Linked DNA regions of Mus musculus: regions 1, 2, 4, 5, 6 and 7 are each linked to region 3. Evidence: chromatin loops called from intact Hi-C (ENCODE). Cell type or tissue: heart. All regions are shown on one strand.

Region 1 (4,000 bases), 300 kb before region 3:
GCATTAAAAGACAGAACCAACCAGCCGGGCAGGGGTGCTGCAGGCCTGTAACACAGCTCCTCAGGTTGTGGGACCCCAGCCATAAACTTGTATTTTGCTGTTACTTCACACCTGTAATCTTGCTACTGTTATGAACTGTAAATATCTGATATACAGATGGTATTAGTTGACCCCTGTAAAAGGATCTCTAGAGGGTTTCAGGCACCTCAGGGTGGCCTTGAACTTCTGGTCCTTAGGCCTCCACCTCCTGAACAGCCAGGGTGCAGGCTAGGCCCCTAGGTGTCCAGGTGTGGTGCTAGGGATGGAACCAGAGCTTCAGGAAGACTAGAACAGTACCAACTGAACTACATCCCCAGCCCTGGATACGAGGTTTCTGCTAACTCACTTGCATGGATTAAGATCTGGGACATCTAGCATTTTTGGGGGGACAGGGGGACCCATCAACATGTATACAGTATTATACTGTACAATAAAATGCCAGATGCATTTCTTACCAAGTTGCTGGATTCAGAGAGAAGCTGACTTCAGATGCTAATGACTTTGTATCAACAAAACTTGGCCCAGGAAGGAGGTAGAATAGAAAGTAACAAGTTCTTCAGCTTAGCCTTTTCTCTCCGACGCCAAATCTTTTGGGCCTATGCCCACGAGGGGAGGTTCTCTTCCCAGGTCTTTGGCGCTGTTGTCAGAGGTCTCCTAGCAAACCCTCTCGGGATGGAGGAGGAGTGGCTCACTCTCCACTTTGGAGACTGCAGGAGAGGCCCAAGTGTGCGCTGTGCAGATTGACAGTCCAGCTGCCTCATCCCCTAGCGACAGAACCTACAGCCAGTCATCACAGTCTGACACAAAGGTTCAGAATGGTGCCTCGGGAATCAATCTGTAACAAATGTTCTGCCCTTCACCCAGCCTGGTCTGGAAATCACGTGCTGGGAACGTACAGTGAGGCCCCAGCCACCTATCTCTATATCTGATGGCAACATTGCAACACTGAGGGGCGGGCTTGCAGAAGCAGGAAGTCTCAAGTGTTCTTCACCACCAATCTGAGACAAACAGCAATTCCTGCTAAGGTCCCACTGCTCAGCAGTGGGTTATGAGCAGCCTCAATGTCTCTGTGTGTGTGTGTGTGTGTGTGTGTGTGTGTACACAGGATCTCTCACTATGTCCCTCAGGCTAGCCTGGAACACTCTCTCCCCTTCAGCCTCCTGAGCACTGAGATTACAGGTGTATGTGGCCATGTGTTACCTTCCACTGCTTCTCTTTATAGTACTTTAAGCTTCTCTTCACGGGTGATAAACAGTTTGAAACCGCAAGAGTTTATTAAAAAACAAACAAACAAACAAACTTTCAATAAATTTAGCCACAAAAAATAACTTTCAAAATTAAATTTCAGAAAGGAACAAGAATTTGAAGGACGACCTGGGGTCAGGAAAACAAACACTAAACTTCACAGAGCTGAGAGCGCTGGTCAGCTACAGTGCCTGCAGCGCACCAGGAAGTGGGTCAGGACTCTCAGAGGAGGAGGAGTCTTGCCTGAGCTGGGCGGGGACAGTCTGAGTCTGAAAGCTGTGGCTCAGAGTGGCCTCAGGGGCTCCCTGCCACTCCTTCCTGGGTCTGTTGCACGTGAGCAGCACAGAGCAGGGGTTTCCAGGACCTCAGCCTGCCACCAGACTAACAGCTATTTCACCCCACATTGCAGAATCGAAAAGCTACACTTTTCCATTCCCCCCCCCCGCCCCGTGGAAAAAAAACTTACAAAATAGTAAGGAGAAATGAATTTCTAACAAGATGATCACTATGTGCACAGATGGCCTTTGCTAAAAACAAGAGCGGCTAAGTACAAGCCTTTGCAGTTATGGGCAGTGGCTGGCATCAAAGTTAATGAGAGACGTTTAAAAGGGATCTTGTCTCACGATCACCCACTCCATTTTGGAGCTCAGAGATATGAAGCGGAGACTCCAGAGTGGTATTCATTCCCAGGGGCCTGATGGCAATAGGTGGCTGGCAGGTCTGGCTCCCAGCTCAGAAACTCCTCCTTTGAGCCTGCTGACCCACTTCCTGGTGCAGCGTGGTTACCCGTCCAGCTACAAAGGCTTTTTATTTAGTTCTAAGCACTGAGACCTAAGGATCGGTCCGTGGAACAAAACCCAGGTGGAGATCTCTGTCTAGCTCTCCAGCTGGCCAGAGCCAGGGACCTTATCCTAGGTGTCTGAGCCTCATCTGCACCCTCTCTCCATTCAGGTGGGGCTGCCTGAGCTACCCAGGACAGATTTCTAATCACGCTGACATTGACTTCTGGGCCTCTGTACTTTCCACCCTCTTAGCCAATGGATTCTCTTGAGAGCCTCTTGTGAGTGTCCCACTCTTAAGAATGCTTCAGGGCTTAGTGGCATGTCCCCGAGCCAGGCAGATATTCGCAGCACACTCTCAGGGACACACTATAGGACAGCTGACACTCAAGGTTACTGAAGGGATGGTGTCCCGTACTCAAGAGTGGTGACTCACACGGGTCACTCATGCTATCACACTCACTACACTGCCCTTCCTTCTGTTCCTCTAAGACCGCTGCCCCAGGCTCATGGAGAGGGGCTGTGGGGGCCTGGCAGCTGACACAAGCCTGCCACAGACGTGCTCATGCCCAGCCAGGCTCTCTGCTTGAAGCATTTGAACCTCTTGGTCTGACCCGTGATGGCCTTGGATTAGTCTCAAGGGCAGTCTCGGCTTGGTACCAACATTTTCCCCTGCCAGCGCACGTCTGAAACGTTAACACCGGTGAGTTAGAACACTTGATTCATTTTACAGCGTGTGCTTCAGACACCGCTCTGTCTGTTGGTGCTGCTGCGCTGAAAGGCATGAGCACACACTCAGCGAGCACACACTCAGCGAGCACACACTCAGCGAGCGACAAAGAGAAGACGAAGACGCTTTAAGAGCAGTGACTATAGAGAACTTCTAAACCAAGGAGTTGGGCAGTGTTTACAGCTCAGGGCTGACTTCCACAAATAGACACATGTATTTTTAGTAGAATACCAATAATTCTTTATTTCAAAGAATAAAAACATACAAAAAATAGTTCACTGAGGAGTCAGAGTGAGCCCTTCAGACAGGAGCGTTAAACAGTGGCCATGGAAGGGTTCAGGTGTTCTGTTTCTGTGTCTATGGGGGAGGTGGCATTTGGGGATGACAGGAGGCTGCATCCCAGAGCATCTAAACTGCATTAGGGAGACTGCACTTCATGTTAAGGATGGAGAAAAGTCTGAGAGGGCAAGGACCCTTGGGGGAGAAGGGCAGGCCAGCTCAGGGTGAGTGAGGCTGACAGGGTGGAAGAGAGAGAGCAGAGCCCATAGGGAGATGGTGCCAGCATATATACCCAGGAAGGCATCCTGAAGGCCATGGAGGCTCTCCTGTGAGGGCAGAGCACAAGGAGTAATGACAGCCACCTTCTGCCCTGCCTGGGAGACCTCCTCAGGTGACAGCTGGATATAGAGAGCCATCACTGGAGGAGGGCACTCTCACGGCTGAGTCAGCAGAGACTCTTGTTTCTGGGCGCCCATTGGCTTTCTTTTTCTCCAGCACAGAGCTTGAAATGTGGTGAATTGGGGATGTAGGATTCTCACCCCCGCCTCAAGAACGAAAAGATCAAGCTAAAGACATGCAAGTTCAAGTGGGAAATTTTCTTTTACCCACCAGCTTGACAAAAATGGAAGATGAAACACAACTGTGGCAATATACCATGTTAGTAAGGCTGGCAAAATGGTCACTGTCCCCTACTATGGCATGGATGTAAACTGACACGAGGTTTCACAGGACAATCTGGCTGTGTTATTATATTTTAAAATACACATTCCCTTTCATACAACAATTTATGCCAGCATATTTATTTTACGAAGCCAAGAGCATAAGTGTATGTATATATATGTATATATGTGTATGTATGTATATACACATATAGGTGTCTATCTTTAGATATTTATATTGTTTTGAATTGTCAAATTAAGCTTTAGTG
Region 2 (4,000 bases), 160 kb after region 3:
CCTGTGAAACTGTCTCCCCTAAGCAAAGCTGATTTTATGGGTTTAAATTCTTGCGTTGTACAAACATGAGCAAACATACATTGTTCAATGGTCCCTGATGTGACACAAAGGAGAAAGATAGCCACTCTTTCCTTCTGATGGTGTCCCTCAACTTCACTCCCCCCCCCACACCACACACACACACACACACGCACACGCACACACACACACACACGCACACGCACACACACACACACACGCACACGCACACGCGCACGCGCACGCGCACACGCACACATACACACACTTTGTAGAAACAATAATGCCTCTTTCTAAAGAGGTTTGAGATTTTTCTCAAGGTCTAAGATTAGGATTAGAAAGGGAAGGAGGTCACGTGGCTTTGTGGGCCATTTAGCACCATCGCCTAACCATTAAAAATTCTACAGGAAATTTTGACTTAATGTCTTCTTTGCCCTTGACAGGAAAATCACTTTGGGGGATTCTTGACTATAGTTTCTAGACCGATTTATCCTGGAAGATCCTTTTGATTCTCAGAGATTACCCCTCCTCTTTCACAGATGCCTTCTGGGCTGAGCAGCTAATGTATGTCGTCATCGATGTGCACGCAGATGTTTCGCAACCAGCTTTCAAACACTGCGGTTTATATCTAGAATCTAGAAAGCCGCCCCCCACCTCCTCCCAAAGACCTGTGTACTAAAGACTTAGTCAACTTGGCATTACTGGGAGATGACAAACGTTTTAAGAGGCCTAGTAGGAGGTTGTGTAGTCCTTGGGGCCCTCCTCTCTGCCTCTTCCTTTTCTACCACATTCTGACCACATGGTCAACAGTTGCTTTACCACGGCACCGTGATATGATTCTACCTTGCCTTGTTACACAAGTTCACATGCAATAGGACCAAGTAGTACCTCCAACCCCATGGCCAAAGCAAACCTTTCCTCTTTGTAAATTTGAACGTCTTTGGGTATTTTGTTGTAGTGACAGAAAGCTGGTTAACACAGGAGGAAGGTCCTGGCTTTCCACACTTGCACATTTTTATGGCCCTAACAATCCTAACAATGGATCCTGTCCATCTATCTATCCCCGTGATATCCCTTAGGTAGGCTGCAGAAAGAGATATATAGAGTTGGTTATCACAAGCTTATTCTGACCTGGATGCTTATAAACACTTATGAGCCAATTACACCCACCAATATCACTTAAGCAATGTGTTCAGGGTACCATGGAGATAAGGATTTAGGAAGCTAGGCTGGAGTCCTCCGTTCCAGGTGTTTGCACGCTTAAGCCAAGGAGATGATTTTTCTGTGTCCATGACTGCTCAGTGTCCTTGAGAGCCCTGTATCCACAATCTACAGAGGTACATGGGATAGGACGAGAACAAGTGGACAAAACTCAAAACTCTCAGTGTTTTAAAGTTGAAACCAATCTCCTCGCCAAGGCCCATGAGATCAGACACTTCTTTCTTCCCAGGCATCGGCTCTACCTGGTCAGAAATGTAAACTCCAAGAGAATTTAAACTGGCTTTCTGACTGTAGAGGGTTTGCAAGTTTGAGAAATTAAAGACAGAGCTAGCTATAGGCAAAGCCTGGATGCTCTCTGAGATGAAGCACCTCTGACCCCAACTGGCTGCTGCAGTGCACTGCATCTCTAGATGGCCAAGTCTCAGTGTGTAACCTGAAGGGCTGGATCTAGCCTGTGCACACCTTGACTTGGTTTTGTTATTGTTGATGATGATGTTATTGCTGCTGTTACTGTTGTTGCTGTTGTTGTTGTTGCTGTTGTTGCTGCTGCTGCTGTTATTGTTGCTGCTATTGTTGTACTTCTCAGGGTGGCAAACAATTCTGCTGCACTATACAGAAATGATCCAAGAGAAAGTGTGCTTGGTTTTCCATTTCTCACTCTCTGGTCCTTTTGCTGCCAAAACCCTAGATCCTCCTTCTCTGTTTAAGTCCTTCCTGAAGATTTCAGTGCTGGACATGAAATTTTGCCCACCAAGTTATTGGTCAGAGGGGCCCTGGAGGGATCCAGAACTATGTAGGCTGTTGTTTGATCTTGGTTGCCAACATAACTAAGTGGGGTTCAGGGGGAAGTTCTTTTGCTGAATACACCATACACTTTAGTTGAAAGACATCAAGAATTCAATCTCAAACTTATCAGGAAGTTCTCTTCCTGCTGGCTAGTTTTCATGGTGCTGGAGGGTGTTGGGAAGTTGGCTCAGGAAGAGAAAACAGTGGTCTTACCCACATGCTATGTGGTGTTACCCACATAACAACCTGCCAGCGCATTGTGCCCACTGATACATAATAGTTGTAGTGGTAACCAATCATGTTCTGATTGGATTTGAGACCTATTTCACTGGAGGGACTTCATATCTGGCACTGTAAACTGAGTTAAAAACTATGACTAGAGAGATCTAGATAGTTCCAGTTTTAGACGAGGGACTTAATGGTGTTTCCTGAAATGGTAATGTGTCAAGCTGCCTTCTCACTATTTATATTTACACTCATAGATTGTGCTGCTCTCAAGCTAGGTCAGAGAAGTTTCTTTTTGCCCTGATGCAAAGACTCAGATCTTGTAGAAGTGCTGTGAACAAGTGAGTGTGAGAATTCAGCAGTAGATGGTTCTTCTATATCACCTCTACTCACTCTCATCCAAGGCTCAAGGAAGACATGACAGACGAAGGTACGGGAAGAATGTAAGAGCTGTAGAATAAGGAGGGGCACTACGTTCCGTGAAGTGCTGCGTTCCTAACATAACAGAGTTGTTGCACACCTATTAACTCACAGCATCTCTGGCTGGCTACACAAGACCTGTATAAGATCAAGCCAGTCAAAGTCCCAGCATGGATGGAGAGGGGGTTACATGATGGAACTAACATTCCATTTCTAACATCGAAGCCACTGACAGATGATGGCTGTTGAGAGACAGAGTCACATTTGTGGGGGAAATGTAGCCAATAATAGATTGCCTGTGTCCTACTTTATGTCCCCATGCTTAGGCACTAATTGACGCTAGGGAGTTAGTTACTAGTAACATTAGTATTTATAATTAAAGAAGGCATGAAATTGGGAGGAGGGTGGGCTGGTGGCGTTCTGAGGTAGTTTGAGAGAAGTATTGAAGAGTGGATATGATTACAGTACATTGAATACATATATACGTTTTTCAAAGATTTAATACTATATCTCCTTCCACCACCTATTCTGTGACATCGTCACCCAAGGCACATACTTTCTTCTGATGTCCATGGTGAAGCTAAACCACTAAACAGCAACCAAGCAGGCCTGGGTCAGGCACTGACTCTCCAAAGGGGGCTAAAGCTTTCAGTGAAGTCTGAGGCCACAGAGCGCCGTATGGAGTTAGGATGCTCCATCTATGGGTGTGCTCAGCATCCGACCCATCCATCCAGTCTGGTGTTTCTATGACATCTCTCGCCCTGGTGCTCATGGTGCTGGTTCATCTCAGCTCTCCTCCCTCTGCCTCTCCTAAGTGCTGGGATCCCAGGCCGCCAACCTCACATTTCCCAGTAAGGCCTGACTGACTCCTCTTTGCTTCTTTAGGTGTCAGCTTTCAGCCACAAAACCCAGTCTCTCTTCTTAAGAACTTCTTAAGAACTCTTCTTACGCTTTCTGCTCCTGTTTCTCTGCTCAAACAAAGTGTGGGATTAGGCTCTTCGATGTGGTGAAAGATGCATTGCTCTCTTAGAGGAGTGACATTTAACCCCCAGGATCCCCAGTGCACGCACAAAAGGCCCGAGAAACTCACCTAGTCTCCAGGGAGCACAGGTGCCCTCGTCTGCATTTGAAGTAGAGAATAACATTGCAAACACATCCACCTTTGGCAGAAAAACAGAAAGCAGTTGTGAATCCTTTTGAGAGTAGAGAAAACTGAAGGAAACAAAAGGGGAAGAAACAGAATTCTGACTCTGCTGGCATCAGGGGTGGTTATTTTTATGTTTAACTTGATTGGATCAAGAGAAACCTAGGTGGGTAGAGAGGCACACCC
Region 3 (4,000 bases):
GCCACTTCTTGTTTCCCTGGAGTACTGCGAGGGAGGCTACAGTGACGGCCATAGTCAGTAAGCAGATGGGGAACCCCCAAACTACATTTCAGAAGAAATGTGAATGTGGTTGCTCTCTATCTTTGTTGGGGACACCAGCCATCCTTACCCCCGATATGTGGGAGATTTCATGGAGGGTTTGGAGAAACCCCAGGTCATGCTGGGGGGGGGGGGTCATAGCAAAGGGGGACGAGGAAGTTCCTGATAAATCGTGGCACCTTGCTTCATGGTGCTTAGTAACTTAGGTCTCAGACCACCACAGAGCAACAGGGGCTTGTCACATAATTTCTTTGTTCCTCTGGGTCAAGAGTCAACTTTGTCCTTGTCTATAGAATAATCAATTGGAGGACCTTGTGCCCTTAGGATAGAATATCTTTCTCTGCGTGCCAAGTAACTGCTCTGCAGGTGGCAAGGGAAAAAATTCCTCCCCAGCTCTGCCCCTGCTGCAAAGGGCAGAGCACTAAGTTTGGAGATAGTGACGATGGGGGTGAATGTGTGTATGTATATGTGTGAGTATCTCTGTGTGTCTACCTGTGTATGTCTATCTGTGTGTATCTGTGTATTTGTGTGTGTATGTATCTATGTGTGTGTTTATCTGTGTATGTATATCTGTGAGGGTATGTCAGTATGTGTATTTCTGTGTTCCCCCCCCTCTCTCTGTGTACATACATGTACACATACACGTACACATACACACAGCCTAGAAGAAGAGCTTTGGTTTCCTTTAGCTGTCTGCCACAGGAGTCAGTAGCCTGCTGGCTACAGAGCCCAGACCAGCAGAACGTGCACTCAAGCTCCGACCTGACCTCCCCACCCCTTTTCGACTTTGTGGGACTTGTGTACAATTTGGAAAGAGATGAAGTGCATCCTAGCTCCTAGCTGACCAGCTCCCTCAGTGGCTTGGAGACCCCATTCCCTCTTGCTCTGCCTTACTGGCCTGCAAGCATAGTTCACAGAGACCCCTGTGGTTTGACCTTTCCAGACCTTTCCCTATTATAGACAGTTCAACCGAGGTTCTCTCAGGCTCCAAACGAAGCATCTCAGACATTGCATAAATAAAAGTACACATCTTGCCATAGAACAGCAGCAGGGACCAGCTGCTGCACCAAAAAAAAAAAAAAAAAAAAAAAAAAAAAAAAAACAGCGCTCCCTGGGGACTCTGGGCATCTCAGAACCCAGGGATAGCTGCTGCCAATTCTTTTAATTGTCTGCATAAATAACACCAGTCTCATGAAGTTAGGGGCCACATTTCAGGACTGGCTCTGTTATTTGTTAATGGGCCACCCTGCCAAAGAGGTTAAGTCTTTGTGCCTGGAACGCAACTCAAAGCTCTAAGGCTTTAGTAGGGCGACAAATGTCTGTGTCTCTTTTTGCTTTTGACCGAAATCCAGCAGGGAGGAGCTACCCAGGGGACTGTCGGAAAGGGCTGTGCCAGTTCGTTCTCATCACAACCTAGAGTACGGTGCATGGGCCAGAGTGCACCGGGCTGCTTAGCCTTAACGCCCATTCCCATTCCGGTTTGCGGGAGTGCAAGATCAGGGCGGGGCTGAGCTCTGCCAGCCAGGCTCAGCCTCAGTCCTGTCTACCCTACCCAGGAGAAACCCCGCCCCCAGCCCCCACCTCAAGGAGCTGCACCGTTGCCCCGGGTCAGTCCATTGCCTGTGTGGTGGCAGCTTCCCAGGAAGGAAGAAGCGTTGTCTGCAGATCGCCTATCGGTCGGCTTTCCTGTGTCGGAGCGGTGGTTTTCCGGGGATGGCTGCCACCCCCGTGATTCCCAGCTGCCTGGTGCGTGATAAATAGGCCATTGTGAGGCTGCTGCGATCTGGCTTTCTTATCAAATGATCCACTAGAAAAAGAAAGCTAGAGCGAGATTCCTCCCCCGCTGCCAGTCATCTCAGCTTCTTCTCTTCACAGCCACAGCCATTTCCAGTTTATGCAGTTTTCCAGGGAATGTTTAGAAAGCAATTTTACTTGTTGAAGAAGGCAGGGAGCTAAGGGGGCGTGCCGCTTACTAAGTGGCTTGCCCGGGTTGTGTGGCTAGTTTCTTTGGCTTTGGGGCACGCATACACACCAATAAACAGCAGCGCTGTATCAAGTCTGCAGACCATCAGATTTACTGAAGTGCAGCAACTTAGGGTGTTGTTGTTGTTTGTATTTTGCATACTCATAGCAGACTTGCTTCTTCTTTTAGGAAACTTGGACCCTGCTCCCACAGAGATCTAGTGCTTTCCATAACATGATGCGCAGCTGTTACCTCTTCTCTACTCTGAACTGCCTGGCTTCCAGATGTGCAGACCAAAGCGAGAGATTTGACATGGACTCGTCCTAGACCAGTGGTTCTCAGCTGTTCTTATGAGCAATCCTTTAACACAGTCCCTCCTGTTGTAGTAACCCTCAACCATAAAATAATTCCCATCGCTACTTCATAGTTGTAATTTTGCTATTGTCATGGAAATTTTCGGAGATAGAGGGTTGCCAAAGGGGTCGTGACCCACAGGCTGAGAATCAGTTCCCTAGGCAAGGGTGAGCATGGGAAATGGGAAAGAACATAGGTTGTGTTGTTTAAATCATCCAATCCTTTCTGTGTCTCCAAAACTTATAGGTTGAGTCAGCCTTACCCCTACGCTGCATAAATGCCGAAATATCTCTGGGGAAATGAATGCGTGACTTGGCATTCCCAGTAAACAAGTCAGGAAAGGTGGGGTGGTTCAAAAGAAACAGTTAAGTTGCTGTTTCTCTAGACATCATTTGCGTAAGAAATACTTGTCTTTGCTTAAAACAAGCAAGCAGAGCCTCCTCGTTTCAACAGAGTTTTCTTTTGCTTGCATGTTCCTTTCCTTATTAATTTATGATTTCAGTTTTCACTTACTCAATAAAGACTGTATATGGCAGACAGGAGAAGTGACGTTGGGGATGCAATAACAAAAGGATAACTTTCTGTCCTGCAGGCAGTTTAGAAACCAGGGGCTATAAACAAATAAAGAGGAACATAGTGAAAACGTAGAACAGAAGAAGACCCACGGGTGTGTCTTACAGCCACAAAACCATTGACAGATTCTGTGTGCTCATCACTTACAATCCCTAGGAACCCAACAGCGTTCTTCATGGATCTCATTCTGTCCTTAATAAATAACAAGATAATTAGGAAGCTTGGGCACCGTATATACAATTTTCTCAGCTGAGACTTGCAATATGATTTCTTTTTTTTCTTCCTTCCTTTCTTTTTTTTTTTTTTTTTTTTGGTTTTTTTGTTTTTTTGTTTGTTTGTTTGTTTTGAGACAGGGTTTCTCTGTATAGCCCTGGCTGTCCTGGAACTCACTTTGTAGACCAGGCTGGCCTCGAACTCAGAAATCTGCTCCCCTCTGCCTCCCAAGTGCTAGGATTAAAGATGTGTGCCACCACGCCCGGCACAATATGATTTCGTGAGTCTACTTAGAGAGTCCATTGTGTAGAACCTGTGAGAAACTTGTTCAAGGTCATGAGGAACCTAGAGGGCAGTGGGCATATGATCCAGTGAGATGCCTTTAAAGTTCATCTTCTCAATACCGCACAGCATCTAACCGCCACTCTTCTGCGTGCTGGTGATCCTTTCAGCACACACTTAGGGAAAGAGTCTGAGATGGCTTGCTTTCCTTCACGGGTTCCATTAGTGCTGTTTGCTTCAACAGCTTACAGAGGCCAGGCACCCCAGATGACTTCTAGAGGCTGCTTACAAACCACTAGTGTTGGTGGAGGGATGGAAAACCTGGTACAGCAACTCAGTTTGCCATGGTTCTCATGAAGGAGACTCTAAGCTGTTCTCAACCTTCTTAGGGCCGCAATATTTTAATGCAGCTCCTCTTGTTGTGGTGATCCACAACCATAAAATTATTTCATTGTTCCTTCAAAACTGTGGCTTTGAGACTCTCATGAATCATAATGTAAATATCAAATATGCAGGATATCTAACATGCAAACCAAG
Region 4 (4,000 bases), 60 kb after region 3:
TGGTTTTAATCAACAAATGTCTTTTTTCTTGCCCAACTTTGTTACAGTTGGAGAAAGCCAATAGAAAACACCCTCCAGATCCCTCAAGCTACAAAACAGACCCCTCAGCACTCAGGCTGGTCTAAAAAAACGGCATTGCTTTGAAATGAAGGTGTGGCCAAAACCATGGGCTATTCCAAAGACTGGTTCACAAAACAAAAACAACAAAAGAAGGAAAGGAAAAAGTCAGAAAATACTCATAATTAGTTCAAAGAAAATGCTTCTTAATTTTTTTATTAGAAAGTGGTATGCTTTTTTCTTTTGAATTTCTCTATAGAATTCATTCCCCTAAGCTTCTAATACCTATACATCCAGGACAAATTTCAAAAGCATTTTAAACAAGAAATTATATGAAAGTGAACAGGTACAAAAATACCTATGGGATTATCTGAAAAAAAAAAACAGTTCAAAAGCTGCATTCTGTTGCACAAGGTGTGCTCGAATATGTGTATGTGTGTGTGTATGTGTGCATGCATGATTGACGTTTAATACATGTATATAGTATGTTTGATCCAGCCCTTCTCCTCCAATTCCTCCTCACCCACTACCATCACTATGTTTCTTTCCAGTTTCACATGCCCACCCTTTCCTCTCTCTCTTTCTCTCTCTCTCTCTCTCTCTCTCTCTCTCTGTCTCTCCCTCTGCCCCCCTCTGTCCCATGAATTCCACTTATGTACAAGAGATGCACAAGGTCAAGTCAGACAAACCCCAGTATGGAGCCAGCAGGGGTGGTGATGCTGTGATGGTGGTGGTGGTGGTCAGGCCGTTCCACCATTATCTGAGGAGCCTCTGGAATGGTGACTGTTTTGAAGTGTCACCAAGTAAGTACACTATGTAGGCAATTCAAGGTTAAAGAGGACCACTGACCGCCCCTGTCCCCTTGAGAGGGTGAGAGGGAACAGTTGCAGAGGAAGAATGTTAAGAATGAGCTCCTATCCTTCTTAACAAACCGAACCATAGATTGCTAAAGTTAGCCAACGGTTTAAAGACCCCCACGGCCTTTGCCTATGACCAGCACTATACACAAAACAGTGAACTTCCTTTCGCCCACACCCTTTCAGCCCTCAGAGCTTCCCGGTGGAGAGGACTGGGGGGGTGAGGTGGGGTGGTAAAGATGGCATCTCTCCAGGTTGAGAGTGACAAGCAAGGTGTGGGGCACTGCTAGTGTGTTCATGCTCTGCTCTGCTAGTCTGTCTGGTCCAGCTCTTCGGCAAAGAGAAGGGCACCAACTGGGACCTTGCAGTCCCTCGACTCAGCACAAAGCTTCTTTAGATTAGTGCCCAAACTAATTTTTATGACATGTCATTCCAGTAAGGGCACTGCTGCCTTTCACAGATGGGCTTCCCCCAGATAGCGACTGTTGGTTGGCTGAGTTGGGATCTGGCTGGATTAGGGAAATTTAAGCTGACAGCTGGTCTTTTTGCATGAGAGCATAAAGCCCCTGTTGTTGGAGGAAGTGATGGGGGCTGGTCAGACCCCATGGCCAAGTAGGAGGGCTTGCTCTTAGCAGTGGCCAACATTTCCCAAGCTAAGATGACTTTTTAAGAAACAAAGATCGTTCAAGTACAGTTTCACTGTACATGGCCAAATGAACTCAGGCCCTGCCAAAGAGGCCAGAGCAGACAAGAAAACAGCCCAGGGGAGCATGGTGTGGGAACACAGGAAGAGCTTAAAGGAGCCCACCCTGAGGTGGAAATCCCAGATGGTCTTCAACAAGGAACTTGGCTTCCCTAGAGCAGTGAGTCACCTCTAAGTCTCCTTGGGAAGGCTGACTCCCCTTATCAGCACAAACTGAGAACAAGGATTTGGAAGGCTTATTGTCTGGAAGAAAGACCTGGATATTTAATAAAAGTGTGTGTGTGTGTGTGTGTGTGTGTGTGTGTGTGTGTGTGTGTGTGTGCCTGTATGTGCGCATGTGCATATGTAAGGCACAAACTGACTGTTTAGTCAATATGCTAAAACCTTAATGTGCCTTAACTCATCCAATTCCACAACACTCTTGGCAAATGACACCATCATTTCCCTGTTTATGGAGAGGGCACTGAGGCTTAGTGAGATCAGCTAACCCGTGAGCCACTCTGAAAGCCTAGCCTGCATGAATATCAGTGTTTTTCAAATTATAGGACATAATCCACTAATTACTGTAAATCCACTTACCAGTCACTGCTAGGCTTAACTAGACTAGAGCAACCAGAGAGTCCCACACAGAGGGTAGATAGGGGCTGCTTTGTTTTGCTTTAAGTTCAGTACTGCACATGTTGTGCACCATGGTTTACAGTGCAAACTGCAGTAGCCTGACATATCTCAAAACTAATTTTCTCTGATTTTAAACTTTGTGTGAAGGAAATTAAGTTGCATGTGTTCTCTGGTATCTGGCTCCTTTTGGTACCAGTGCTAATTTTAGAAAACCAATGTGGTGGTTGGAGTTTATGCTGCACTATGTATGTATGTATGTGTGTGATACACATACCATGTGTCATATGACTTCATACTTCTTAAACAAGTCTCCCATGGATGACTTTGGCCTGTTTTCATTCCTTGAAAAACCACTGTGCACTCTGAGAGCTTTCTAGTATTTGCCTTCTGGCAAACATGCATACGTGCACACATGGGGGTCTACACAGGCATAGAATTGCAGGGTCATTGAGCAAATACGAGTTCACTGTTAGCAGAAATGGTCGCTGATTTTCAAAGTAGTTAAATACTTCAAATACGCTAGTAGTTTAAATGTTTTTTTTTCCTTTCTTTCTATGAAAGATGGGTGAGGAAGTTTAAAATATACTTAGATGAAAACCGCAGGAAGATGCCATCTGCCATGTAGACATCAGAGTTGCTTGTGTACACTAGACACCCTCATCCTCAGCTCTTTCCAGTGCCATCCGCATCAGTGAGCAAGACTGGGTTGATGGTGGGACTGGGTAGAATGGTCATGGCTGACAAGTCTTTAATGGGGTGCGCCTGGTGGGCATGCTGATGGTCCTGCCCTCCATGTCTGAAGTACCCTCCTCTTAACAAACATTATTCATTCCTCCTAACAGTCTTCATTCCCACTTGTCCTTTGTTCCCATTGACTCCTGGGTCCCCCAGTCACTGTCAACTGCCTGTCCTCTGACATCCACCTGGTTGATAAAACACTAAAAACCTAAAGCTATCTCCTTCCAGAGAAGTCTCGGGCAGTAGGACAGTCAACTCACAGCCCCTTAGAAATGACTGACTTTGTCTTGAAGAAAAAGGTAACAATATGCAAGAGAGGCCAGAAGGAGCCTGCAGACACCCAAAACGGGACTGTTTTCAGGAGGGGGAAAAAATAGACAAGCAGAGAAAAATATGTATAATTCACAGTGCCTGTGGGGTGCAGGAGTCCAGATGAGCTCTCTGTACTTTACCTGCAGATGCTCATGAGGCCTCTTGGGTTGTGTACAACAGTCTCTTGTTGGCACAGAACAATCCCATAATGCAAATCAAGCCCTTACTTCCTTATTGACGCTGACTCCCAGAACCAGAACTGTGTAGTAGTTCTAAGTAGCCACACACGCAAAGAATGTCCAGGCAGGTTAGCCTCTCCATATCTCTTGACCCATGGGATGCTGTGGAGCTCGAGAAGGAGGACACACAGGACAAGTGGGTTTGGGGGGTTGTGGCCTTTGATAGATGCTTCAATCCACTCTGTTTCTGCCATCCTCATTTACAGCAAAACCTAGACATTATTCAAGATGGGTAGCCCCCACCACCACACCCCCTACCCCCGTGCTCAAATTCATTGTTCACTTGTGGGGAAAAGCTTAACTTCTTTGTGAGTCTTCTGTATTCAGCTAAACCAAAAGTATTCACGTCCTTTCTTGATGTTACTGGAAATCTGTGTGTTCATACAGGTAAAGCACCATCAGGAATTATGCCTATTACAAAACAAATGTTAGGTATGATCGTATTAGCATTTCCGGTCCTCTGTAAGGGAAGAGAC
Region 5 (4,000 bases), 96 kb after region 3:
AAATGAGAATAATTTGAGAACAGCTTTGTGAAATGCACGGGCCCCGACCTCAGCCAGTCTTTATGGGCTGAATTGTCTTCCTCGGATTCCCATGTTAAGGCCGTAATCCCTGGTGAGAAGGCTGTGGAGAGCTTTAAGGAGCAGTGGGTGTTACAGATGTCGGCAGGAATGTGGTTCTAATCCAGAAGCTCTGGAGAAAGGGAAGAGGAGAAAAGTGAGGAGAAGGACGAGGAGAGAGAAGAAAAGATCAGACTCTGCAGGCATATACCGAGAAAAGGCCATGAGGCATCGAACTGGTGCCAATCCATGAAGAGAAGTGTCAGAAAAAACTGACCTTGGCCTCCGGACTCCAGAACAGTGAAAACCTACTTTCTGTTGTGTTAGTTGACCGTGGTCCCAAACAGTCTCACAGGAAGATCCAGCTTAAGCTGGATCACTTCCAAAGTGTGGTCTTGAATGCCCAAGTAGGGGTGTATGTGTGTGTGTGTATATACAAGCACATGTATGCATGATACACATGTCTGTGAAGCACACATTGAGGGAAGAGATTATATTCTGCTCTAAAGCACACTCCTACATTTATTGCTCATTCATAGACAGTAGGTTTTCAGTAGCTTGATGGCCTTGGTTTAGTCAGTTGTGAAAGGACAGGTTCCGGCCCAAGACAAAGTTCTCAGCGCGAAGAAGCTGTATTTACTGAAAAGGAACAAAGGTCAGAGAATCAGAGACAAAGACAGGAGATAGAGGATGAGAGAGAAGGGGAAAGGACCAAGGGGGTGGGGGAGGGATATTTGTCCCCAAAGGACAAAGGACTTTCTCTGGATAGAGAGGAGACAGATCTGGCCCGTAGGCATATGGCGGCATAGGATGATGTGTTTAATTTTGATTGGACATGTTAATCACAGCAACCAAAAAGAGGCTTTTGAATGCCAGACTTCAGTACTATGCTAGCTGGACATTGGTAGTCAGCCTCAGGAGGAGACAGTGCCCAAATGAGGAAAGTGACTTTGGTGGCTAGCTTTAGGAATGTAATCTAAGAGATTTTAGCAAGGAAAAGGAGATGGGGAGGGGGAAGTGCAAGGCCACGTTTGTGATGCGTGGGTCCGCTAGAGCCCCTTTAGGCTCAAAAGATGAACAGAGCAGATTCTTGAATATAACGTTTCCTGGCCCAGAGTCTGGTGATGCCTGCAGCCTTTATAGGAAGATTCTCCATGATTTTGGGTAACTTGGGCTAAAACGTAAGACATACTATGAATTGCTCTCACATAAAGGGTAACGACAGAATCATTCATTTGGTTGAAACAGACGTGATTAGTGCTTGGAGCAGTTGGAAGGGGAACTCTTTCCTGTTTCTCTTTTATTTTAAAATATATTATACGCTGTTCATTTACTGGGAACTAATCTTCTAGCATATTTAAAGACTCCCTAACCACTGGAGGAGGGTACTACGCTGCCTTCTAACCTCAAGACACTGAACACATTCTTCTAACTCTGTGTATCAGGTTCCCAATCTGTAAAATGGGCCTGGTCATGGTACTCAAGTCTGAGATTGCTGTGGTGGTTAAATCAAACATTACACCCAAAATCCATAAATCAATGTCAGGCAGAGATTAGAAGCTTAATCGTTGACAGGTATGTGGGCACTGTATCAATACTGTTATTTTAGTGGTCATTTTATGGATCTAAACGCTAAATTTAAACTTACTCAAAGACATTGCCTAAAGTCACTCGGCTCACCAGTGTTACATTCAGGATTCAACTCCAGATCCATCCACCTGACACCAAAAGTCTAAGATTAGAATCATCCAACAGGTCCTCCGCTTTTCCAGCCAAAGAGATCCGACCCGCACACTCCTACAAACAGCTGGAAAGCATTCAGCGAGAAGAATTCTTAAGTTACTCTAAGGAGACTTGTTCCTTCCAGGCTGACATCTCTGCCCGACCTGAGCCATCAAACCCTTTCTTTGCCTTTCGCAGAGGCTCCTTTTTCTTCCTCCGTACTGATTCTGGGAAGGAAGAGCCGGCAACGAGATGAAAAGGGCAAATAAACACGTCCTGTGAGGATCCTATGAAAGGGGATTTTTGTTTTCCACTAGATACTGATAAAAAGATCAGACAGTCGTTTTGATGTTCCTCTCCCATAGTTAGGACTAGATTAAAGTGCGTGCATGACTCATGGAAATGACCCAGGCAGGAAAAAGGAGTCGCCTTGCTTTTTTGGATCTCTGGCCACGGTTTTTCCCCCGTGGGACCAAAACCAGCAGGGGTGGGCGGGTCCTGCGCCACCTGCTGTCAGCGGGCTGCGGAAACAAAGCTGGCTTAGGAATTTTCAGAACTTGGGGGAGTCTGGGAGAATGAGATTCGTTGGCCCCTCCTAGGGCTGCCATGTACCCCTTCTAAAAGAATTTTCTGCAATCAGTTTGTAAGCTTCTCGTCTACATTTTATCAGTTTTAACTTCCAAGTCTACCTTCACAGCAGGCTAGTCAATCCAGAAGGATGGACACACGCTTCAAAGATGCCCGCTATGATCCTGCCTCCTAGTTCAAGCCAGCTAGCAGGTTTGGGTTTGTATGTCCAACAGCTAAATCTCTGTTCCTTTATTGTTGTTACTGCTCTGTTGGAATCTGTCTAGTTTGTTTGGTTTTGTTGCTGTTTATTCAAAGACTGAAGGGTGGGGGGATCATCAGATTTCTCAGTCTGTGTTGCCCTGAGCCTCTGCCTGCAGAGACTTCCCCTCAGTCAGGAGTCATTCATTGGATGGCCTGAAAAGCCCAGGCTTGAACTCTGCTTACTCCCAGTGGATCTATTTCTGAATGTCCTTTCCTTGTTCACTCTGTTTTTCCCACTGTGGATTTGACATCTTGGAGGATCAGGTCGATCTGGAGTGCACCAGGCTGCCAGGCCAACTGGAGACCGTGCATAAGCTCAGGGGGCAGCCCCGACTCGGTTTGGACCATTTGAAGCCAGAAGCAGAAAATATCTGAGAATTCTGGATCTTTGAGAATCTTTGAGAGAAACCAAAAATAGTAGATCTCCTTCTTTGGTAGCGAAATGATTCGGTATTCAAAAGTTTGGACTAATTTGAATTTTCAAAGCAGTCAGTATAGACCTAAAGGAAACCCACGTGGGGTAGCATGCAGCTTGCCTGCTGCTAACGTGACCTTTCGGGTAAATTATACATCAGAGCCTAGTTCTTCCTACTTATTTCCTCTTCTCGTTGAACAGACAGCTGGATGCTATTTCTCAGGCTAACTTGCAGTTAGACTACAGAGAGAAGCCATAGACTCCATAGCCAGGCTCCTCCTCCATTTCCCCCACATACCTCTTCTCTGCCAGCCCAGGGATCAGACGCTGTAAGGATTTGGAGGAGAATCCCCCCCAGCTCACACCCACAGAGCCTCCAATTGTGCTCCAGTGAGAGACAGAAATCCTCTGGGATTTGGGGACCATTTATTTACAGCTATTAGCTGAACTGGATTCATGTAACATGTTGGGAACTTCCTTCTCCTTGTATATAAATAATGCTTTTAAGTCCATTTGATCTTTTAGTAGCGAAACTTCAAAAATAAGGAAAAAGCATGTTTTCCTCAGGCTGATAAGGTTAAGGAGGAGATAATGGTGATCTCTTCATATCCAAATTGTTTTCAATAAGCAATTTTACTGCTAAAGAAGACAGTTGTTGCATGGTATAAAAGCACTCTGGCCACCAAGACAGGACAAGTTAAAGATGTCTGGGCACGAGTCACACATTTGGCTGCGTCTCCAACAGCAGTCTTTCCTGTTGGGGTTTGACCCAAAGTCCTCTCACTTCTTCGTAGCTCGAATGCCCGGGTGCGGAGTAGAAGTTATACTGCTCCCTTGACCTCTTCTGAAATCTGTCTCTCTAACTTCTAGGTTCTTTAAAACTCCCTTCTACAGCATTTATTCCCACAGTGGAACACGGCGTTAGAACATTTTAAACATTCCATCTAAAATAATTTTCCCTCTTGGAAATGTGAA
Region 6 (4,000 bases), 150 kb before region 3:
TAGGACAACAACAAGTTAAGTCAGTGTCTCCAGGCAAGGTTTGCGATTGTGTTATCTGAGAAACAGAATGCAGAGATCTACTGAAGCAGATATACCATGCAATTTGGCTCTAGAGATTCTGGAAGCTACAGAGTTCCATGGACTACCACACTTAAGCTAGAGAAACAGGACAGCTCGTGGTGTAGTGTCAGTCCAAACCAGAGGAAGGACAGAAGGAAGGAGACAGCAGGTAGGACAGCTCCAACAGAGGAAGTGAATTCTTTCCTTTTTTGCTCTAACTAGCCATCAAGGGCCGTATATACCTATCTACATGCTACGCTTGATAATGTTAGCCTGCAGAGGTGAGAGCATCTTCTCTAGTCCATCTCATAAAACACTTGCCTTCTCTAGACATAGTGAGAAACAACCTTTTGTCAACTCTCTGGGCATCCCTTAACCGAGTCAAGTTCACACATAACAATTCAGTTCAAGCTGAGAAACCATGAGAGTGTCCAGTGAGGAGAATCAGTTCCTAACTTGTTAGCATGGTGAATATGGGGTTTTAAAGCTCAGGGCGTAGTGCCTGAAGAAAAGCCTGCCCTGCTGAGGAGGGGAAGAAGGCTGACGAGCAGCAGGTCGTTGTGAACATAAAGTTTCTGTCCAGTCTGATTGAGTGGGATTAACTCCGCATCTGGGACCTTGCAATCTCCTGTTGCTCTCATTTCCCTACCTCTTTGCTTTACTTCCTCACAGCCTCCTGGAACCCTGAGGAATTTATTAATGAGGTCCAATTATGAGAAACGTCAGGGTTTTAATCAACTTTGGATGTATGGCTGACGGGTCCCGCTCAGCCCCCTCTGAGAGAATGCACATTAAACAGGATTTGCTATGAATTACAGAGTTGATTTCCCTGCTGTTCGGCAATTTCAGTCCTATAGGCCCTTCCCCACCATCCATAGCACCCCCTCTCCCCCTCCTACCTCCTCTTCCTCCCCCACCCCCACTGTCACACAACAGCAGATTTCAGCTGACCCCCCTGTCCCCATTTTGAAACTACAGGATAAGCAGAAAGCTGCAGACTAGCAGCACTGGCTGGCTTCTGTCTCAGACCTCCCGTTCTTCACTTGTGGCTTTCAGCTAGGTGCTATGGAGAGACTTTTCCTGGCCATTTCCACCCTGCTCTCTGGGGTAAATAGCCTGTTTCCTCTTCCGGGCTATTTTTGAAGACAGATTAGAGACTTGACAAAAACACTTGGAATAACTCTTTAAGCAGGTTTTCCAGACACCAGCGGAAAGAAACAAAGACTTGGGTGAGAGAATAAGAGAATAATACTGTTCTGTTTACCATTCCTGATGCTTCAAACCTCACAGAACAAACTGTGGGTCCTTTCCGACCGACCATGGAAAAGGCAAGTTTCCAGGGCGTGGTCTCCTGTGCCTCCCTTTGCTCTGGGAGTTCCAGCCTCCCTTCTGCTGCTATGGGAATGCCACACGTGGTATTCTTTTGGTCATTTCCTCTCCTGGGAGAAGAAGGCCCGGCTCCACCCTGTGTGGTTTCACAAAACGATGCTAGGCTCCTGGGAGCCTGTGGCAGTGAACTGCTAACATCCTCCTAACTCCTGCAGGGGTAAAGAGCCTCTGCTCAGCTGATTAAACATTCTTCAAGGGAAGACTTTTAAAGGGACCATTGCACAGTGTGGCTAGGTTTTCCATAACCAAGCATTCTGTTTTTACACGGTGGGAGGTGCAGTTTTTGCTTTGTATTTAAATGAAATGAAGTAGGTTAGAAGATTGGCTTACAGAGGTGGGAATTTCAGCTGCTAAATAGTGCATTGATTAAAACTAAAAAAAAAAAAACGAGCAAAAATTATGTTAGGCACAAAGGCAACAAACCTCGAAATGTCACCAATTCCTCCTGATTTTCCTGTGTTTTGCTCTTCTCTGCATTTCAGATGATTTATATCTTCCCTGTATGTTTTATGGAAGCACTGTGGCATGGAGCAACATTGTTTATTTCTCCTTAGGGACGTTGCTGTCATGATGGACATTTGATGTTGGCCATGTTGGAAGCTTTCCTGTGTTTGAAACTGACAAATGTTACAAATCAGGGTTTGACCTATTTATTCGTGTATGGCTTGTCTGGAATCTAGATTTAGGAAAATGATGGAGAAAGTGTGGGAAAATCTGAGTTAAAACTTTATGTCTACAGCTGAGCATGGTGTCTCAAGCCTGGAGCGCTAGCACTTGGGATGGTGAGGCAGGAGGATTGCAAATTCCAGACCAGCGTGGGCTGCATAGCAAAAGCTCATCTAATTTATTTTAAAAGTCTGATGACAGGAGACGTTTAGGGGATCAGAAAGGGGATGTTGGTGGCCAAGTGAGGATAGTAGGGGGGTGGGGTGGGATATAATCAAAATGTATTACATGTCTGTGTGACAATAGCAATAAAAGAGGTGTTCCTGGTAACTAGCTTTAATTTGTGCATTTACAGTTGAGTCGCAGCCAAAACTGAGAAAATATCAATTCTGTTCTTGAAAGCTCTTGATTTTTTTCAAGGAAGTCAGTTGTGTCTCCAGCCTGTGCTGATTCGTGTTCTTCTTACCTAGAGAAAATGAGCACCTCAGAGTCCCATCAGAACTCTCCCCGGTGAGCTGGTTGTTAGACAGCTCCCAGACCTCCACCGAAGGGAAAAATGGCCTTTGATGTCATGGGGGAATGTCTTATCTCTTTTTTCTGGTTGTTTCTCTGTAATAGGCTTATGTTCTTAAGTCCTGATAGTCCAAGAGGCTGAAGCCACATGTATTAGGAACTTCAAAGGTCGTGCTGCCCAGTCTCCCTTCACCAGATGGCCTGGAAGAAGGTGCTTTCTCTATTTAGTCCCAGCTGGAAGATGCTATGAAGGACGCTGGTGTGACTTGTGTGACGTGGCCAGGAGAGCAGATTTCTCCCCTAGGCTCAATGACAGCACATAGTAGCTGTGTACACCAGCTATGTGAGTCTTGTTAAGACCATGTCTGCGGGGGGATGGGAGTGGGCCCATGCTGCTAAAAGGAAGAGGTGCTTTGGTAGATGAAGTGAGAGTCTTTTGGCCAAGTGAGTTTAGGCTCATCATTTTATTGTTTGAGTTTCAGTGAACAGAGAAATATTGTAGTCCATCTCATTGGGTTCTTGATTAAGTCAAATAAGGCGCAGGTTTACCTTAGTTGGGGGTTACCATTGTTGTCGTAAAACACCATTACCAAAAGGCAAAGGATAATATATATATTTCAGCTTCCGTTCCCATGATCATCACTGAGATAAGTCAGGGCAGGAACTCAAACAAGCCAGGAACTTAGAAGCAGGAGCTGATGCAGAGGCCATGGGGGGATGCTGCTTACTGGCTTGCTCCTCATGGCTTATTCAGCCTGTTCAAAGGACAAGCTGGTGGGGGACATAGTCTCTCTTCTAAAATGTCTCTGGCTTGTGTCACGTTTACATACACCAGCCAGCACAACGTAGTATTTCACATACAGAAATTCTCCGATTTATTGCTATTATAGCGTTAAGTTCAGGTGACATTTCCTAGACCACAAGTTTTGATAGGGCAAGCGTCTTCCCAATGTTTACACCAGTTTTAGCATCCCATGCAGTTTTTTTTTTTTTAACATAATGGGCAAAATCCCCATTTAACCATTAACATGTTTACTTAAGAGCTCCTATAAACCAACTATTCTCATTCCCCATTAACACAAGAATGGGAATCACATTCTTGGTCTCACATGTTATCAAGAAATTCTGAATATATATATATCCATCCTTGACTAGCAAGTAAGAATGTGTAACTGGGAAACCCTAATGTTTTCCTGTCTACAAACCAAGCAACGATAGATAGTAAGAGTCCTCTGTGATCTTTGATCTAGGACATGCTTGCAAATTTAGTCACCTGCTGGAAACATTTCCCATTGGTTTATTTTTGAGGAGGTTGTTCTTTTACTGCTTGTAGTTTTACTTAAGGGAAAGGTAGCCATTAGTGATTGGCCAT
Region 7 (4,000 bases), 99 kb before region 3:
AAAAGTTATGCCACAGACACAGCAAAACCATGTGACTACAAAGGATGAAGGAAACCTCATTAACAGACCAAGGACAGGGGCCTTAGAAGCCAGCCTTGCCCAGTCTTTAATCTGGGATCTCCTGCTTCCAGAATCTGGAGAAAATAAGTCTGCTATTAGCTATCCTGATTATGGTATGGGTCGGGACCGCCTAGTGGATTAACAGAGTACCTCTAAGGTCATGCACAGAGCCCTGTAGGGAAGCTGCAGTTAAGCTGGGTCGTATGGACTAGAACATTTGGGCTCCCACTCGAGTCCAGTTTCCTGAGAGACTCCAGACGTGGCACTTAACCCCTCTGGGGTTTAATTTTCTCATTAAGAACACGTGGGAAATGCTGTATTTAACTTGCAGATTTGCAGAGAGAACAAAAGAGACACCACAGTTTCACCCTTCTCCCTTTCTGAGGATCTCCCAACCCCCCACCCCCCACCCCCAACTCAAAGGTCCTAACAGAATGGAGGGAAGGAAGGCAGTCTATACCTAGGGCCTCAGGTCTTCCTGTTGTATTTTTAAAGAGGAACTATAAGCTAGCAATGTTGTGGTGGTGGTGGTGGTGGTGGTGGCTGTTGCTTGTTTTTGCTTTCTTTGCTTTACCTCAGAGTAAAAGCCTCTGAGGTCACCGATATCCATTTGTGAGTTAACAAAGCAAGGCATGCATTTCCCAGTTGCCGGCAAAACAATCAGTTGTCATAAATTACCACAACCAATTAACTGCCTTCCGGACATTGGGCCTTTGCCACGTGGAATGAGAAACCAATATCCTCAGGATACTCATTTGATAGAAACGATAGAAATGGTAAGGACAGTATTCACACCCTGGATGTTTGGTTGTCATCTCTGAGGTCACTTGTGACCACACCGTGAGCTGCCTGCTTAGGCTGTTTGTGGTAAAGCTAAGCTGGCCAGGCTCTGAGAGCCCTTTCTACTCAGTGAGAGACCAGTTAGGCTCTGAGTTTCGGGAGGATGGAAACGGGAAGAGACAAAGATGCTGCCGTTGGCTGTAGGGCTGTGGTGTGAAGGGGCTTTCTGTAGCAGCTGTTGTTTCTGTTTCCGTGGCAACCAGCAGAGAAATAGCCGCACCCAGTGCAGGTGCACAAGAGTTGAACGCAGGCCGGTTTCCTCCAAACAGCCCTGGCAAGCCAGAGTTGATGACCTCGCGCTCCTCCCAGGATACAAGCTGAAAGTTTCAATGTGTGGACACATGGATGCGTGGAAACTCTGAATTCCAGGGGCTTTGATGACAAGATCTGTGGCAGTGCCCCAGGGGTTGCCGTCCCTGTTGGCTCAGCTAAGCGGAGCCCAGCTTGGACGGACCTCCAGGGTCTGTCGCCTGGCTTGGCTCAACCTTCCTGCCTCTGGTAGCTACATCTCAAAGTCCACTGTTGCTGGGCCAGAACTGAGACTCACAACTCCCTCCTCAGCCTGGATGAGAAGCGGGCTGCCAACAGTGACTATCTCAGGGGTCTTGGTGCTTGTCTTTACCTAGCAACTCTGCTAAGCGTATACACCTAGGCTCTCCCTGGGCAAGAGCCCTGCCTCTGGCAGACACAGGTTCAGAACTCAGTCTCCACCCCCACGACTTTCTTACATGCCTTTTTCTCACTGCTACTGCAACCAAGACATCACAGATGCAGCAAGCCCCACCCCGGGACCTTGCATGCGCCTAGCCTATTTCTCTGCCTGGGTTGTTTTTCCTCTGTGTCTTTTCCTTTTGTTCTTCAGTCTCCTCAGCTGTCGGTCCCATTTGTGAGGATTTTCCTGACTGGATGTGAAAAATGCCATTCCCATTCCCAATCTCCACCATTTTCTAGCACCCTGCTTAATTGTTTCTTCATGTCTTACATGATGATGATACACACACACACACACACACACACACACACACACGGACATACACAATGATATCAAAATATCAGCCTCAGAAGCCAGGGAATTCGGTTTCTTCTTGAAGCCGCAGTGTCTAAAATTTCTTGTCCTATATAACAGTGAGCACTTAGCAGATGTAAGTTGCATACGTGACTGACTCACCAGAATGGGAGAAAAGATGTATGCACATATACTTAAATATGCATTAAGGGTATATTTTCATATATTTGGTCATCTTTACACCTGGCTGTCTCTTTGAGCACTTTTGGTCTGTTTCTGGCAGGAGCCTTTTCTGTGGTGTTTCTAGACAGCCACACCCCTGCAGCACTAGTCCTATCCAGTGGACATGGTAGAACTCTCTTGGGGCATTGACTTGGATACAAGGGTTGGTATGGGGGACTCTGGAGGCTTTTTTTTGAGGGAGCCTGTTATTAACATCTTGCCCTTCCTGAGGGCTGTGTTTATATTTATTGAGTGTGGGTGACAGAGGCAGGGTGTGTGGTAGAAACAGCCGCTCTTGAGATGGGAAACGGACAGGAAGTAATTGGAATCATTATTATCTGTGGGTCTGGTGTTCCTAGCTGCCCACTGAGCGGCAAGAGAGAGGCGCCCTGGGAAGGGAAGCACTTTCAGTCATGACACACTCACGTGGCCTGGCAGCTTCCTGCCAGATGGTAGTTGTCCCCGGTGACACTCTGCATTTTTCTTTAAAACACACTGTAGAGATAAGAGTTGCTTTTGACGAATGTGAGAAAACTATGCATTGGGGGAAACATGGAGAGGCTGCCAGCAGCCAGAAAGCTGCAGTGTGAAATCTCCTTAGAGAACCCCTTGCGAGTCGGCTGGCCACACAGGCCGCATGTGGATCCCTCCCACACCCTCCAGAACACCTGACAGGACCAGGGTCTCTGTGCAATGAGAAGAGACGCTCCCACCCAATTAGAAAGAGACTGCTCAAAGGAAAGAAAAGGTTTGCACAGCTAACACAACACAGGGCGTGCCAAAATCATCCCGCCCTAATTCTCCTGTCAGCAGAGTCACTTTCCTAAAGAGTCAGTGACTCGTGACTCGCTCACTATATGCCACATCCCCCACCCCACCTCACTGTGCACTTCCACCCCACTCAGGACCTCTGCCCACAGAGCTTGTTTTTTTTTTTTTTTTTTTGTATTACTCAGGAAGGGTATTCCCCAAGGATGACATCTCAGAAATCCCATCCAGAGCACAATGACCTGTACTCTGCGATGGCCACAAATGTCATATTGCTGATCTCGCTTCGTACAACACACACGGCAGCTGCTGGCCCTTAAAGGAGGAGTCAGCGGGGGCTCTGAGACCCCCATGTCCGAAGCTGATTTAAGAGCAGGGAAAGAAACGAATTCCATCTGATGTCTTTACCCCAGAGATTGTTCAACATCCTTCCTAGGGCAGGAAGAGCAGGTGACTGGGACATTGGATGCTTGGCAAGCTGGTGGCCTTCCTGCTCTGGCATGCTCTGCTGGGATTTTCATGTACAGAGAATGACCTTTGCAAACACACAACGAGCTTTGCAGAGATGGCCAAACCCTGGCCACCCTCAGCAAGCTCAACTCCGAAAGAGCTCCTTTTGCTTTTTCCGACAGAACTGAACAACCAGGAAGAAAGGCTTAAAAACAAAACAACAACAACACAAAAAACCAAAACAGTCACCAAAGATCTTGGTCCAGTTTTAGAGCTCTCTCCCTGACCCAGAGAAGAAATCGGGAACAAATAGTGAGAGGATATCAGATGGCATGCAGCTTGCATGCCTAATAGGTGTCCTGGTGGAGATGCTGCAGGGCAGGGACCCTCTGGGCTCCCTGGCCTGACACATTACATGAAGACTCAGAGATTTGGAGATGAGAGACGAGAAAGAGCAAGTTGCTTGGGCCATTGTATGCAGTAAAAACTCTCTACCCCTCGAAGTTCTTTTGACCACACCCACTGAACTCTGATGTTCAGAGGTCATCTTCTATCTTGTCTCCCTCTTTGAAGGAAACCTGTGTCTTCAAGCAGCTCTAGGCATAGGTTGTCTCTAATGAATATAGTACAAGGGAAGACTGGGGCTTAGACAGA

The links. Hi-C counts contacts between places; a loop is a spot of excess contacts. Peaks named below come from ENCODE experiments on the same cell type or tissue, not always from the same donor. Only the 100,000 strongest peaks of a DNase experiment are listed, where the experiment ranks them.
Region 1: it touches region 3 in a loop (2.4-fold over the local background); 4 of 42 quality-filtered maps call a loop at or near these places.
Region 2: it touches region 3 in a loop (3.0-fold over the local background); 5 of 42 quality-filtered maps call a loop at or near these places.
Region 4: a loop joins it to region 3, with 1.8 times the contacts of the local background. A loop is called at or near these places in 5 of 42 quality-filtered maps.
Region 5: a loop joins it to region 3, with 2.3 times the contacts of the local background. A loop is called at or near these places in 5 of 42 quality-filtered maps.
Region 6: it touches region 3 in a loop (2.2-fold over the local background); 2 of 42 quality-filtered maps call a loop at or near these places.
Region 7: a loop joins it to region 3, with 1.8 times the contacts of the local background. A loop is called at or near these places in 2 of 42 quality-filtered maps.

Annotation. Positions count from the first base shown.
Region 1 is chr13:111,795,664-111,799,663 of GRCm38, forward strand. All of the region lies in intron 1 of Map3k1 (mitogen-activated protein kinase kinase kinase 1), which reads right to left. Among named protein-coding and RNA genes, the nearest start is that of Map3k1, 11 kb to the right of the region's middle. In heart, no CTCF peak of the experiment used is centred here; DNase peaks (open chromatin) are centred at 688, 978, 1,538, 2,630 and 1 weaker place; H3K4me3 peaks cover 1,902 bases; H3K27ac peaks cover 2,716 bases.
Region 2 is chr13:112,257,985-112,261,984 of GRCm38, forward strand. No RefSeq gene overlaps it. Among named protein-coding and RNA genes, the nearest start is that of Ankrd55, 28 kb to the right of the region's middle. In heart, a CTCF peak has its summit at 1,635; a DNase peak (open chromatin) is centred at 1,607.
Region 3 is chr13:112,099,237-112,103,236 of GRCm38, forward strand. Gm41062 (predicted gene, 41062) reads left to right here and starts at 1,686. Exons shown (of 2, transcript NR_168715.1): 1 at 1,686-1,824; 2 at 2,231-2,463. In heart, no CTCF peak of the experiment used is centred here; a DNase peak (open chromatin) is centred at 1,525; H3K4me3 peaks cover 1,209 bases; H3K27ac peaks cover 1,556 bases.
Region 4 is chr13:112,158,790-112,162,789 of GRCm38, forward strand. No RefSeq gene overlaps it. Among named protein-coding and RNA genes, the nearest start is that of Gm41063, 22 kb to the right of the region's middle. In heart, no CTCF peak of the experiment used is centred here; a DNase peak (open chromatin) is centred at 1,702; H3K27ac peaks cover 1,916 bases.
Region 5 is chr13:112,194,773-112,198,772 of GRCm38, forward strand. No RefSeq gene overlaps it. Among named protein-coding and RNA genes, the nearest start is that of Gm33849, 11 kb to the left of the region's middle. In heart, a CTCF peak has its summit at 2,293 (motif pointing left); a DNase peak (open chromatin) is centred at 2,289; H3K4me3 peaks cover 625 bases; H3K27ac peaks cover 731 bases.
Region 6 is chr13:111,953,228-111,957,227 of GRCm38, forward strand. No RefSeq gene overlaps it. Among named protein-coding and RNA genes, the nearest start is that of Gm15322, 40 kb to the right of the region's middle. RefSeq lists an enhancer at 1-2,344. In heart, a CTCF peak has its summit at 1,593; DNase peaks (open chromatin) are centred at 1,114 and 1,504; H3K4me3 peaks cover 253 bases; H3K27ac peaks cover 1,744 bases.
Region 7 is chr13:112,000,258-112,004,257 of GRCm38, forward strand. The region is part of intron 1 of Gm15322 (a long non-coding RNA gene); the gene reads left to right. It overlaps Gm15323 (a long non-coding RNA gene), which reads left to right and starts at 752. Exons shown (of 3, transcript XR_382920.1): 1 at 752-836. In heart, a CTCF peak has its summit at 2,481; DNase peaks (open chromatin) are centred at 1,134, 2,734, 2,854 and 3,364; H3K27ac peaks cover 1,929 bases.